2 separate regions of the Homo sapiens genome follow, and region 2 is linked to region 1. The links are chromatin contacts, found by Hi-C or POLR2A ChIA-PET in ENCODE. All regions are on one chromosome and are shown on one strand. Each heading gives the region's core, a stretch centred on a gene start or an enhancer-like site at or near the end of the contact. The rest is flanking DNA. Distances are from core to core; before and after follow the strand shown.

The links. Hi-C counts contacts between places; a loop is a spot of excess contacts on that map. ChIA-PET counts read pairs that join two places held with the same protein, here RNA polymerase II (POLR2A). Pooled maps may share reads with other maps.
Region 2: a map of gastrocnemius medialis shows a loop between it and region 1 (2.7-fold over the local background). The contact joins two enhancer-like sites. A Hi-C loop is called at or near these places in 1 of 168 maps with a recorded cell type or tissue (gastrocnemius medialis) and 5 of 50 pooled maps. POLR2A ChIA-PET finds 5 or more read pairs at or near these places in 4 of 52 experiments (MCF 10A, WTC11, activated CD4-positive, alpha-beta T cell and 1 more).

Annotation. Positions count from the first base shown.
Region 1 is chr20:21,230,629-21,237,890 of GRCh38, reverse strand. It overlaps KIZ (kizuna centrosomal protein), which reads right to left. Exons shown (of 13, transcript NM_018474.6): 11 at 5,061-5,157. Among named protein-coding and RNA genes, the nearest start is that of KIZ-AS1, 16 kb to the right of the region's middle. RefSeq lists an enhancer at 1,297-3,739. Within about 2 kb of position 2,875, at least 3 of the 41 ENCODE cell types and tissues checked have a DNase peak (open chromatin) inside an H3K27ac peak, as active enhancers do.
Region 2 is chr20:21,318,268-21,325,381 of GRCh38, reverse strand. The region is part of intron 1 of XRN2 (5'-3' exoribonuclease 2); the gene reads right to left. Among named protein-coding and RNA genes, the nearest start is that of XRN2, 18 kb to the right of the region's middle. Within about 2 kb of position 1,566, at least 3 of the 41 ENCODE cell types and tissues checked have a DNase peak (open chromatin) inside an H3K27ac peak, as active enhancers do.

The DNA of each region.
Region 1 (7,262 bases), core at 1,626-4,125:
GTCACTGTACTCCAGCCTGGGTGACAGAGCGAGACCCTGTCTCTAAATAAATAAATAAATGAAACGAAGCCTGCCCCACTGCGGGAGGGAGGGTACTGGGAAATGGCTTCTAGCCCTGACTACAGATGATAACAGAAATAGCTAGGGGGACCACAGGAAGGGCATGCTGTGCAGCCAGGTCTCCGCTTAGGAAACGTTCAGAAGGTTAAGCCTTGAAAAATCTAGAAGGCCTTAACCAGGTAAAAGAGTGGGGCAAGAGCATTCCAATAAAATCCAGGGACATGAAATAGTGGGTCATACGCGGGCATGACATGCGGTCTGGTTGTTAACTGTTCTTCAGCAGGGGGACAAGGGGAGCTGGCTGGGAAGGGTGTGCAGTGTGCAGACTACCCGTGCTTGACAGAGGTGCAGGCAACAAGGGTCTCCTGAGAGGTGTGTGGCAGCAGAGGTGGGTGTCAGATACTCATTCCTGGCCCAGGGCGGGAGCAGGGGGTGGAATTTGGAGGAAAGAACAGAGGGAAAACCTAATGTTAGTAACACATTGACTCGATTTCATGGTCAATATCTATTTTTTTTTTTTTTTTTTTTTGAGACGGAGTTTTGTTCTGTCACCCAGGCTGGAGTGTAGTGGCACGATCTCGATGCACTGCAACCTCTGCCTCCTGGGTTCAAACGATTCTCCTGCCTCAGCCTCCCGAGTGGCTGGGATTATAGGCGCCTGCCACCATGTCTAGCTAATTTTTGTACTTTTAATAGAGATAGGGTTTTGCCATGTTGGCCATGCTGGTCTCGAACTCCTGACTGCAGGCGGTCCACCCACCTTGGCCTCCCAAAGTACTGGGATTACAGGTGTGAGCCACCGCACCCAGCCATCATTTTTTTTTTTTTTTTTTTAAACAGAGTCTTGCTCCATTGCCCAGATGAGTGCATTGGTGCAATTTCAGCTCACTGCAAGTTCTGCCTCCCAGGTTTATGCGATTCTCCTGCCTCATCCTCCCAAGTAGCTGGGATTACAGGTGCACACCACCACACCTGGCTAATTTTTTTTGTATTTTTAGTAAAGATAGGGATATTCACCATGTTGGCCAGGCTGGTCTTGAACTCCTGACCTCAAGTGATCTGCCTGCCTCGGCCTCCCAAAGTGCTGGGATTACAGGCATGAGCCACTGCGCCTGGCCTGTCATATCATTTTTTTAAAAAAAGAAAAAATAGCCATGGCCCATTAACAAATATACCCAAGTTATTGTGACTCTGAGGCCTCACCAATTGAGTGTGGCAATGAGACTCAGAGGGTCCTGCCAGGAGCACTGTCTATGATGTCCAGGATAAGGAGGAATGGCTCCCGGCAGCAGGAAGTATCCTTCCAGTTCTGGAGTCTTATTAGAAGGCTGAAAATAGCTAATTTATTATAAGACATAGTCTTTAGACTCCAAATTCTAAAATTTGTAATAATTTTTGACTGCTAGTGGAAATCAGTATTACAATTTCTAAAGGAGCAATTTCAGCTTGAACGTTCCTCAAAACAGACATATGTTTCTGAAAAACAGAAGGCAAAAAATAATCCAGAAAGAAAAAAATCCCAATGACTATGCCAACAAATCTCTGTAAACACTAATTTTAGGTTTTAAAGGCCTACCAGTAATTTAACAAAGTCTGAGCGCCCCCTGATGGTTAATCGGGGTTCCTACAGAAGATGCCACTTTCAGCTGCCTGAGGTCAACTTAACTTTTTCTCTTCAAATAATCAAGCGATTGTTCTTATTTGCTTTGTGCAGAAAAAACAACGTATGTAGGCTTGTGATAAGAAACGTGACATATTTAGGAAGCTGCTAATTCAGTGGAATTTAAGAATGGAGATGTGCCAAACCCAAGACAGAGAAGAGTGCTTTTATATAAGAACCTAAAGGACTTTCAGGAAAAACTCATTTTTATTTCACTGGACTATTGGTTCCTTATAATCTTTATGTTATCCTGGGGAAAATGGCACAGTGACCAGGCAAAGACAGAAAATGCCACCGCCATCAGAGCATCAGCTGCAGGCTGGCGCCCTCCACTGGCCGCTCTGGTGGCTGCAAGGCTGGCACAGAATGCCACCCACGGTGGCCCTGCCAGGGTACAGTGGCGGGGTGACTTCTGCTACCTTTCCCCCAGGCAATTATGTTGCAAGCACACACCCTTTCCTTTTGGTAAAACATTATCTGGTCCAACCAGTAAGCTGAAGTTACAAGGCAGGAACCAGTAAGCTAAGGGCAGGCTTTTAAAATATACTCTCCATTGAACAAATGGATCCGGGAGAGTGAAAACCGCTTGCTGGGGAAGGTAAAGCGAGACAATGTTTGCAGAGGAGAGGAAGCTCTGGCATGCACCCCTGAACAAAAGGGAACAAGTGGTCTTTACTTGGAGAACGGCTTCCTATTAGGACTCACTCCTTCGTACATTATGCTTTTCATCCCCACTCAACCACAAAATGATTTTGCTGAAGCAAATACAATGGTAGAAAAAGATTTACACTGAAAGAATCTTTAATAATAAACTGTTGCCAATCTGCCTACTTGCCCGTGATTTATAATACAATAAACATCGGATTCTATTACGGCTCATGCACTGAAGCTGCTGCTCTGAAAAACGGAATATGAAAGCACCCGAACCCCACCACCATCACAATGAAATGAGCATGTATAAATGTGCTAAGAGTATCTCTTTGCATCTTTTATAGCTTGTGTGTATTAATCTGTAACGCTTATTAAGAAAGTCATTGCTATGCAAAGCAGCACCCAATCCCTTTCTCTGGCTTTTCAACAGGAGTGCACTGTTTAGCCAATAGGACGGACCCTCTGGCCCTCATTCTGCATTCATCACAGGCAACATTTGCACAATGTATCTCTCAAAGGCGGCTGAAAAGAAGGCCTTAATACTCATGTAAACAACTGCAAACCAATTACTTAATGAATCAGGCCCACACATAATGAGGTGCAGACAAAGAGCTATAAATGCATTTTTGCGCCCAAGCCGCTGCTTTAAAGTAAAATCCCTCAGCTGTAGTTTGGGCTTAACTAGCACATCATAATTATTGTCTCTAGGACATCAGAGGAAGCCATTTTTTTTTTTTTTTTTTTTTAGGTCCAGTGGGTTTTTTTTTTTTCTTTTTTTGAGGTTGCTCATCAGCTCACTGACAAAATAGAGCAAAGAAGAATTTTAAAAGTGCTACAGCAGCACTGCACTGTTATGTTTATTCTCAAGTACCGGGTTTCGAGACCACTTGTAAAAGCAATAAAGCACAAGGAGTGACTGCAGTAAGTGGGATCCTTAAATGTAAGCCTCTAAGAAATTTCAGTGAATCCAGCACAAACAGCAAAACTGGAGCTCTCCAAAGCCCAGGGTGGCATATGAACAACACCAAGCCCAGCACAAGAACCAAACCGTGACAAACAGCACGCCAAACCCACGCACTCTGGACCCAGACCTTTTCATCACTGGATTATTATCAAGTGCCTAGAACCAAGAGTTCCTTCAAGGCCTTTTTGTGTGGTTTTTTTTTTTGTTTTCTTAAAGGGGATGATGAGATTACTTGTAATTTATTAGGAAATTAATTTCATACGGAAACGATACTAATAACAAAATACCTCTGTCTCAATTTGAAGGAGGAAAATGCTTGATTTTAGTTTAGTAAAATATAGACAAGATGTGAAATTATTAGACTGAGAAATGTTTTACAAAATCCAATTGCTTTCTCAATGTCTTTAAAAATTTCCCAAAGAACCTACGTAAAGACTGTTTAGGAAGAAGTGAGTTTTTTAGTGCCTCTATATATTATTAAGCCAAATGGTAACATTCGGCCCTGAAAATTATCTGTAGAATTTACTGTCTTTTAAACTTTCTTTTAGGAGACCTAGAACTTGAATTTATAATACAATCATAATAACATAATACTTTAACACTCTTCCTGTCCCATTTACCTCCCACTTCCTTCAAAAATATGGACGAAAACTCAGGCATTAAAAATAATAACTTCTGAAAATTAAATGAGTTATTTCTCTAAAACTTAACTTGTCAAGTTTCTAAAACTTATAATTTTAGAAATTCAATCTCATTTTAATATACTCCAGGTTCTAAAAACATTGTATTGTTTATAAAATATGAATAAAAATAGGATTTTTTTCATTTAAAAAATTCAGCATTTCTGGTTCAAATCATTTTCTCTTATGGAACATTATATGTTATACTAGAAATGTAAAGTTCCTGTTCTAAAATTTCATCAGAGACAAGCAGTTAATTCAAATGTAATATAATCATCTGAAGGACACCTTTTTACTGAGCAATGCTGTTCCAAAAGGAAAGTTGCTATGCCATTTTAAACAATATTTAGCTCAAAGCAAAAGAGTAGGGTATTTCATCAGGTGATGGCTTATATTCCCATCTATAAATTCTAAGTGACCTGAAGCTACTGTGATTAGTATTTTATGTTAATGACAAATTCAGCACACAACTCTCTTATCACAGCTCAAAAAACCTACAAGAAGCGAGTGCTACAGTTTGACAAATGTGAAAAGATAAATTTTGTTCTTTATGGAAAATAAGCAAGAAAGTATTAGAAAAGGAAAGAATAACCTAGCCTAAACACTTGGTTAAAAAAAAAGAGGAAAATAAAAATGAATATCCAGCAATTACTAGTTTATATATTAGCCATCACAAAAAGAAGAAACATGCCACTTTATTTCTTTTAAGGCCTGATGTTTTCTCTCTGCCCTTTTTCTGACAACCTCCATTGTGTGGTCTCTAAGCAGTCCTACTGCGAGCAGCTGTAGACGCTAATTTGTGGTTCACTGAGGTGTCAATTGAGTCTTAAACCAAGGAAACAACAGCTGCAAAACAATACTTGGCTCTGGTGCAAATATTTTCAAAGGTAGACTAAAGTTTCAACTGTTATTTTAGATAAACAAAAACCCAAACCATAACCCTCCAAGTCATACAACAAAATAATACGCAGCCAGAGTTTAATTCATTGCGCTGTGACATTTCTCATCTTGTTGCTGCTATTCAGAAAGGCTTTCACAACTTTACCTTGACAAAGGACTTCCTTCACTAGATGAAAAACTAGCTTCCGAAGCAATTTTGTTAGCTGTCTTTGTCTCGAATGCACCGCTGCCAATATTCAAACCTGTGATAAGCGTAAACATGGAGAGTGAGGGTTAGCTGTCATGCAGCCATGGGACAAAATGAATAAAGTGGCCTCACAGTAAGTTTGGTGAAACAAACGCCAACAGAGGAAGATGCTGTTCAAGCCACAGAAGGCAAGGGAGCTTCTGAGGCAGAGAATGAAATGCTGGTAGAATACCGAAAGGGAGTGAGGCACTTTCCTGTGATACCGAAACACAAGCCACAAAAAGTGAAAACTGAAATCATCCAAAGAGTTCAATTTTAAATGACTAAGATGCACATGTAGGCATATGGATCTCTACTGTGTCACAAAGCACTGGATAATTCCCATTGTTATAACACACGGGCAGCAAACCAGGGCTCAGAAATAATTGAGACCCATGGATAACAGTCACCCACCTTATCCACTCTTAAGCCCCTCTGTAAAATCCTCTATTTTCCATCCCACAGAGGAGAAAGAATCTCCACTGAAAATCATCAAGGCCACTCTTTACCAGCCTCTAAAGGTTGAGGAGGAGGATGCACACTCCACCTCTTTCTTTGGAGCCAGAGACTTGGATATTCCCACAATGCCCCCAGTTTGCAGGGCAATCCCTGATCTTTGCCTCTTGGGAGTTCTCAGCCTTGGATGTTTCTGCTACAGGTCTGCTTCTTAACTGGCAGTCAAAATCACAGATACAGCATGCATGGGCATCTTTGCAAAAAGCATTTGCTGAGTTTCTAACCTGTAACCTGCCTGCTTGCATGTACACTCTGCAGCAAAGTGATTATTTTAAAAATGTGTCCACATTCAGCCCAAAGAGGGTGTCCACATGCTTACCAGGAGGAGGTCTTTTCAGACATGAAAACTAAGCCTCAAGGTTTATTTAAGTGGCTTTCCTTCAGGTCCAAAGACTCAGAAGTAAGTGAAACATGCACTGCTTCTTCATTAGTTAGATGTGGGGTGGGCTTCTTGAGTGCAGAGTACACCACCACCTCCCATCCCTGCTACTTCTAACAACACTGTGAAGCTGCCCTACACCCTCCCAGCCCACTTTCTGCTTTTCTTTGGGGCTCAGATAAGTCCTTAGGATCAGAATGAGAGTAAGGGTAAAAGACAAAACACAGCCAAAGGATCTGACTACAATGACAGTGACAGCAAACATAGGCAGGAGCACTTCCATGATTCTACTGCCAGAAAATTTGGAATCTTGCAAAACATGTAGTGTAATTTTGAGTATGGGGCAAGGGAAATGAATTTAGGGGTGCTTGACTACACAACCTAGAGTGTCATTTCACTTATGAATAAATTAATAAAAATGCATTAAGTACAAGGTTATTAATAGTACCATAATCCATAATTTCTGATACACATCGAAGGGACTAGAACTTATATGTCAAATTTACTCATCTTTTTGTTTGTTTGTTTTTTGAGACAGGGTCTGGCCCTGTCACCCAGGCTGGAGTGCAGTGGTGTGATCTCAGCTCACTGCAACCTCTGCCTCCTGGGTTCAAGCCATTCTCCTGCCTCAGCCTCCTGAGTAGCTGAGGCGCCTGTCACCATGTCTGGCTAATTTTTGTATTTTTAGTAGACAGGATTTCACCATGTTGGCCAGGCTGGTCTTAAACTCCTGACCTCAGGTGATCCGCCTCCCTTGGCTTCCCAAAGTGCTGGGATTACAGGTGTGAGCCACAGTGCCCAGCCAAATTTACTCATCTTTTGCATTTGTCCAATTAACTACTGAAAATAACACTTACCAGAAACAGACGTGTGGAGTCACTTGCCAAAGTGTGTGTGTCAGCTATCCAGCTGAAAGGCTCTGAGCACGGTGTTACTCTCCTGGGGCCTCATTTGTAAAATGGGAGTGTTGAATACATTCTTTCTAATATCCCTCTGGATTCAAATTCCATGACTCAAATGTGAAGAAGGTCATGGAAAGCAAACAGTTAAGAGTTTGCAAGTGACGACAACCTCCATCAGGACAGAGGCCCTGTTTTATAACTCAATAAACTACAATGTCTTATGTTTGCTGAGTTCAAATCACCACTAACACCACAATGGCCGGCTCTCCCAGGGGGCTTTTCACTATTAGGCACTGTGCTGGGCACTTAATGTGCATTGGTCAC
Region 2 (7,114 bases), core at 317-2,816, 89 kb before region 1:
GAGTTCCTCAAAAGATAAGGGCTTACTCACTGCCAGAGATACTCAATTATGTTTTTGTAAATGTTACTTCCTTTGTTTTTCTCTTCCAGAGCCTCAGCAAGAGATTAAGACTATGAGATCTAATTTTTACTATTAACAATAAAAGTCACTTAAAAAAATAACAGTTCCTCAAGCACATATAAAGCATCACTTGTAACAGCAAAAACTGTAAGCAATTTAAAAGCCCATCATGTACATACTACATCATGGATGAAGCTCAAAAACATTAGGTTAAGTGAAAGAAGCCAGTCATGAAGTACCAAGTACTATACAATCCCATTTATATGAAAAGTCTAAAATAGACATGTTTGCAAATATAAAAAGTAGATTAATGGTTGCTTCAGGTGAGGGTGGAGACAGGGGAGGGAGATGGGTAGCAACTGCTAATTACTTTTGAGAATGAAGACCCTCTAAAATCAGATAATAGTGATGATTGCACAGCTCTGTAAATATACTAAAAACCACTGAATCATACACTTTCAGCAGGTCAATTTCATGATACACAAATTATATCTCAATAAAGCTGTTAGAAATAGAAATTTAAAATCAGGTATGGTGGTATGTGCGGGTAGTCTCAGCTACTTCGGAAGCTGAGGTGAGAGGATTGCTTGAGGCCAGGAGTTCAAGGCTGCCGTGAGCTATGATCACACCACTGTATGCCAGCCTGGGCGACAGAGTAAGATCTCATCTCTTAAACAAGTAAACAGATCAACTTAGAGGAAAGGAAACAAGCCCATCAGGAAAAGAATAAGCTCATATAACATCCATATACTTGTGAGATGCAAGTGAGATTGGAAGAGCTAGAGCTAGATGGTCACAAACATACTAGGCCAAAAAAAAAAAAAGAACATATACAGTATACCACTTACAGAAAGTTATGAATAAATAAAACAGCATTCAATATTGCTCAGGGACGAATACATATGCAATGAAAGCATGGTGAAAAGCAAAGGAATGATAAACACCAACTTCAGGATATTGACTGTCTTTGAGAAGGAATCACGGGAATGCAACTGGGCTTCAAGTTGCACTTAGAATTGGAGGGAAAGAATAACAAAAGGGATTTAAGGCAGAACAGAGAAGAAGCTACTAGACAATCTTCTGTACATACATGCTGTGAATCAAGAAAAAAAGGCTTGATCAGGAACAGTGAGTGGAATAAGTGGTAAAGAAAAAAGCAGGTCAATTCTTGGGGGGGTGGGTGGAGTCTATAGAAAAAGATAATTTGATGACCCCAAAATTAAAACAAACTCTATGATGGCAAGAGGCTCTCTGCCTCTTCATCTAACCTCTACACCCCAAAGTCCACATCCACCTTCATCCTGTCCAACGGCCCACCACACTCAGGAAAATCAAAACTCATTCTTTGTGCCCTCCAGGAAAAAAATCAGTAAATATTTCAGACCTGCTGGCCATATGATCTCAGCTGCAACAACTAATATCTGCCTTTGAAGAGTGAAAGCAACCATAAACAACACAACATGAATGGACATGGCTGTATTCCAATAAAACCTGACTCACAAAAACAGGACGTCACCAGCAGGCTAATCCCTGCCCTAGTGCCTAGCACAAGAAAAGGCACAGCTCTTCATATGGAGTGGAGCTACATGAGAATTTCTACTTCTACTACCTAGGAAAAAAAATAAAGTACGGAGTAGGTGGGTCCTAATTTTGAGAAAAGAGCTCCAGGTATTCCCAGTAAGAAAACTGAATATATTTTCCCCTCAAGAGTACTGTAGACATGTCCAACACACTTATTATGTAACTTTAGAATTCCTTTCATCAAGAGAAGACTCTGATGCTCAACAAAGAACTGACTCCTCAAGAACCTTGTCCAATGCTATACCAACACGTTTCCTGTTCAGTTAAAGAGAGATCCTTAATCAAAGGGCAGCTAAAAGGAGAGCCACTCTGAACCCTAAAACCAATGTATTTCAAGTAATGACTTTTAATTATTTTTTGGATTCCCCAGATGACAGACTGAACACACACTGCAGTCTTCCCTTTCTACCCCAAGACCACATGAAAGACCAAACAAACAAACAAACAAATCTACTGTATAACTACGGCGGAAAACCAGAATTTGTGGCTGAGAAATGATGAGTGATACCTAAAATATGGGCAACCAATAGCCCTAACTGAAGATGGAGTGCAGTACCTCCAACATGTGAGAAGAGATATGCTGCCAAAGGTGGGCTAACACAAGAGGGCTCTAGGCCCAGAGAGGAGGCTCAAGGGACAGCTTCTGGATGATTCATCAGCGCCAGTCACAGCAACAGCCAGATGGGTCAACTCCTGCCCTCTCCTCTCCCTTCACCCACCCAGGTCCCATGTGAACCAGGCAACTTGAGACAGAAGCTCCCAGAGAATGTGAAGGCTTAGGTTAGAAAGGCAGTGCAGTGCCCTGGCTGAGTAACAATGCCTAGGAAGGAACAGAGAGCACCCCTACCAGAAGGCTGGCAGTCAAGGTAGCTCTGCCTAGTAGGAAGCCTGCTCCTTCGTGACTTCATGGATAAAGCAGGGGATATATTTATTCCAAATAGGCAGTTGGGATATCATTATATTTGTGCATGAAAATGCCAAGAAATCAAGATAAAGAAGGTATTTAAAGAAGTAAAGATAATACAAATATACAAATAATGTTTGTATAAATATACATTACACAGGTTTTGAAGTATATCCCTAAAATGAATTTCATGCCAACCCACTGTTCCAGTCAACCTTATGAGGAGAAACCACCACCAATAGCTCAGTAGATGCATTGTTTTTGTTTAAACCTACAAAGGATTTAACAGGAACATTAGAAAAACCATGAATCATGTCTGAGGTTCCAGGGCAACAGGAGTATCCCACTGATGGAAGTCATATGCCAAACCATACAACTCAGTTTCAGATTTCCCTTAAAGAAGCTTGGAACTATGAAAAGAAATTCAAACCATGGGTGATATTTTAGAGAGAAATGGCCAAAGGGCTAATGAAAAATTGAAATTACAGTATTTTGGCTTAAAAATTCAACCTATAATAAGACAATTTTAACACTTATGGGTGATTAGTATTTTTTCAAGTTGTACGTGTGTTAGATCTTCATTTTTATACGACGTTAGTGAATGAGGACTAATAATTACCACTAGCATTTACGGAGCACTTAACGTGATAAGCACTGTTACAAGGGCTTTTACTCATGGATTATTCCATTCTATCCTCACAACAACCTTGTGAGGTCTGGAGTATCCCACTTACAATTAAGAACACAAATGCTTAGAGAGGTTAAGTGGCTTTTCCAAAGTCACACTACTATAGATTCAGGAACTAGGATTTAAAACCATGACTCAGAGATGGTACCTTAACCAGTATGTTAGACTAATTAATTGTAATTTCACTAGATTCAAAGTGATGTGTACCAAGGTCTATATCAGGTACTACAGAGGATACAAAATAGGCAAGGTGTGTGACATTGATCATCATTTGCTAAATAAAGTCTTATCAGAAGATTTTATTCTAACATGACAGCATGAAGAGCTTCAACGACCTGCTCCCCAGTGAAACTGGTAAATATTACTTTTAAAACAAAAACATTTAAAGCCTTTGGAAATGATCCTGAGGGCAAACAGCAAGCAAATCAAGAAAACCTGTAAAAATTTTAGAACAAAATTCATTTGCAAAAGTGCACAGTAAAGTTTAAAAAACAAACAAAAAAAAGCTGTTCTCAAGAACAGTGAAAGTAGAATGAGGCCCAGTGGCTCATGCCTGTAATCAGCATTTTGGGAGGCTGAAGCGGGAGAATCACTTGCACCCAGGAGTTCAAGGCCAGCCTGGGGAACATAAGAGTCCTGGAGCCCCATCAAGAATCAGGAAGGTACAGTGGCATGTACCTGTAGTCCCAGCTACCTAGGAGATTAAGGCAGAGGTCTGCATGAGCCCAGGAGTTGGAAACTACAGTGAGCTGATTGTGCCACTACTGCACTATAGCCTAGGTGACAAAATGAGACCCTACACACACACACACACACACACACACACACACACACACACACACACACAGCCAGGCACAGTGGCTCATAACTATAATCAGAGCAATTCGGGACACCGAGACAGAGCACTTGAGCCCAGGAGTTTGGGATCAGCCTAGGCAATATGGTGAAACCTCATCTCTACAAAAAATTAGCCAGGTGTGATAGCATACCTGTAATCCCAGCTTACTCAGGAGGCTGAGGTGGGAGAATCACCTGAGCCCCGGAAGTTGAGGATGCAGTGGGCCAAGATCGCACTACTGCACTCCAGCCTGGGCAACAGAGTGAGACCCTGTCTCAAATACAAAGAAACAAACCAAAACAGTGCAAGCTATGGTGAAGAGCAACTGGGAGGAGACTAATAGATCTAATGAAGATACAGGCCTGGACTACAGGCTAGTTTGCAGAAGAAAACTCGGGATTAAGATGGCTGGGAGGAGCCCTCCTGGTGTTAGCACAAATACCAAACACTGACGTCAGAAACTAATTCCTGGAAAGATCTACAATTTAGGAGTTCGAGATCAGCCTGGCCAACATGGTGAAACCCCGTCTCTACTAAAAATACAAAAAATTAGCCAGGTGTGGTGGTGCATGCCTGTAGCCCCAGCTACTCGGGAGGCTGAGGCAGGAGAATCGCTTGAACCCGGGAGATGGAGGTTACAGTGAGCCAAGATCACGCCACTGCACTCCAACCTGGGTGACAGCAAGACTCCATCTCAAAAATAAATAAATAAGGCCGGGCGTGGTGGCTCACGCCTGTAATCCCAGCACTTTGGGAGGCCAAGTCAGGCCGATCACGATGTCAGGAGATCGAGACCATCCTGGCTAGCACGCTGAAACCCTGTCTCTACTAAAAATACAAAAAATTAGCCGGATGTGGTGGCAGGCGCCCGTAGTGCCAGCTACTCAGGAGGCTGAGGCAGGAGAATGGCGTGAACCCGGGAGGTGGAGCTTGCAGTAAGCCGAGATCGTGCCACTGCACTCCAGCCTGGGTGACACAGCAAGACTCCGTCTCAAAATAAATAAATAAATAAATACATAAATAAATAAATACATAAATAAATAAATGATGCCAATAGGTAGTGGGATAACATAAAAAGCAGTAAAGAAGTGGAAACAAACAAACAACAACAAAAGAACCCTGTCAACCAAGAATTCTCAGTCCAGAAAAGCTATAGTGCAAAACTGGGGTGACATAAAGACTCAGATCAATAAAAAGCTGAGAGAATTATTGCTAACAGACCACACTGTCAAAAACTACTAAACGAAGTTCTTCAAGCTATAAAGTTACAAAAAGTTTACTAAAGTTACTAAAGCAAGTGACTCTAGATGGTAATTCAAGTCCATGCAAACAATAAGCACAAGTATATTTTCCCTCCTTTCTTCTCTTAATTGAATTAAAAAGCAATTGTATAAATATTACATAGTATAATGTTGAGCTTATAAGGCAGAATGTAATATATGTGTAATATATTTGCCCTAATAGCAAAAAGGGGTGGATGGAAACAAAGTTGCAGTGGGCTAAGGAAATGGCTACAGACGGTAAAGTAACTCTTAAAAAAATGTATTGTTGGATTATGTCAATATATGTAATATATATAACAATAATATACAAAGGGGGGATGGGAACTGAACTATATAGCAGTAAAGTTCAATAAATTTTAGCATGTATTACTGAAACTAAGCAAGTATAAATCTGAATTTGATTCTAGCAAGATACATAGGGTAAGCTCTAGAACAATGACTTTGAAAAAATATATAGTGGAAAAAATTACTAATGAATTTAGAATCCTTCTAGTAACTGGCCACTGAATAAGAAAAGAAAAAAATTTGAATGCTATATTAGAAAATATCCTCTCATTGCAAAAGAAAGCACAAAGGAGAAATAGAGAAAAATGACATGAGACATACAAAAAACAAAAAGTAAAATGTAACTCTATCAATAATTACATTAAAATGTGAATGGATCAAACAATCCAACAAAAAGGTAGCTTGTCAAAGTGGATTTTAAAAACATGATCTAACTCTGCGTTATCTACAGGAGATACACTTGAGATTCAAAGACCCAAAAGAGTAAAAGTAAATGGATGAGAAAAGATAATCATGCAGACAGCAACCACAAGAAAACTGGAGTGGCTATACTGATATCAGATAAAACAGACTAAAACAAATAAAAAAATGTTACTGGAGGTAAAGAGGGTCATTTTATAACGATAAAAAGTAAATCCATCAAGAAAAAGATATAACAATTAAAAATACAGGTGCACCTAATAACAGCACCAAAATACACAAAACAAGACATATGGCAATTCAACAATGATAGCTGGAGACTTCAATACTCCCCCTTCAATAATAGAACAAAACAGAAGATCAACATGAAAACAGATAATTTGAACAACACTATCAACAGAGACCTAACAGATATTTCTAGCACATTACACTTAACAGAATATACATTCTCAGGTGTACACGAAATATGCTCTCAAAAAAAGTAAAAGCATAGAAATAATACAAAGTATACACTCTGACCACAATGAAATAAAATTAGAAACCATTAAGAGAAAAAAAAATTGGCAAATTCACAAATATGTGGAAATTAAACAACACAGTCCAAAATAACCAAGGGATCTAGGAAGAAATCAAACGGGAAACCAGAAACTACTTTGGGATCAATACAAATGAAGACACAATATACAAAATGTTATGGAATACATATAAAGCAGTGTTCACATGGAAATTTATAGTTGCAAATGCTTAGATTAAGAAATATCTCTTCAGAAGTATTTGGCTCTGAAAAAGTTAATTAAAAAAAAAATCTCAAATCAATTACCTAACTTTCCACCTTAAGATACCAAAAGAGAGTAAACTAAACCTAAAGCAAGCAGAAAGAATAAAAGATGAGAGCAGAAATTAATGAAACGAAAATTTAAAAATAGAGAAAAATCAATGAAACCAACAAAGCTAGTTGTTTAAAAAGGTCAACAAAAAATGACAAACCTTCAGCTAGTCTGATGAAAGAAAAAAGAGGGAAGACTCAAGTTACTAGAATCAGAGACGAGAGACAG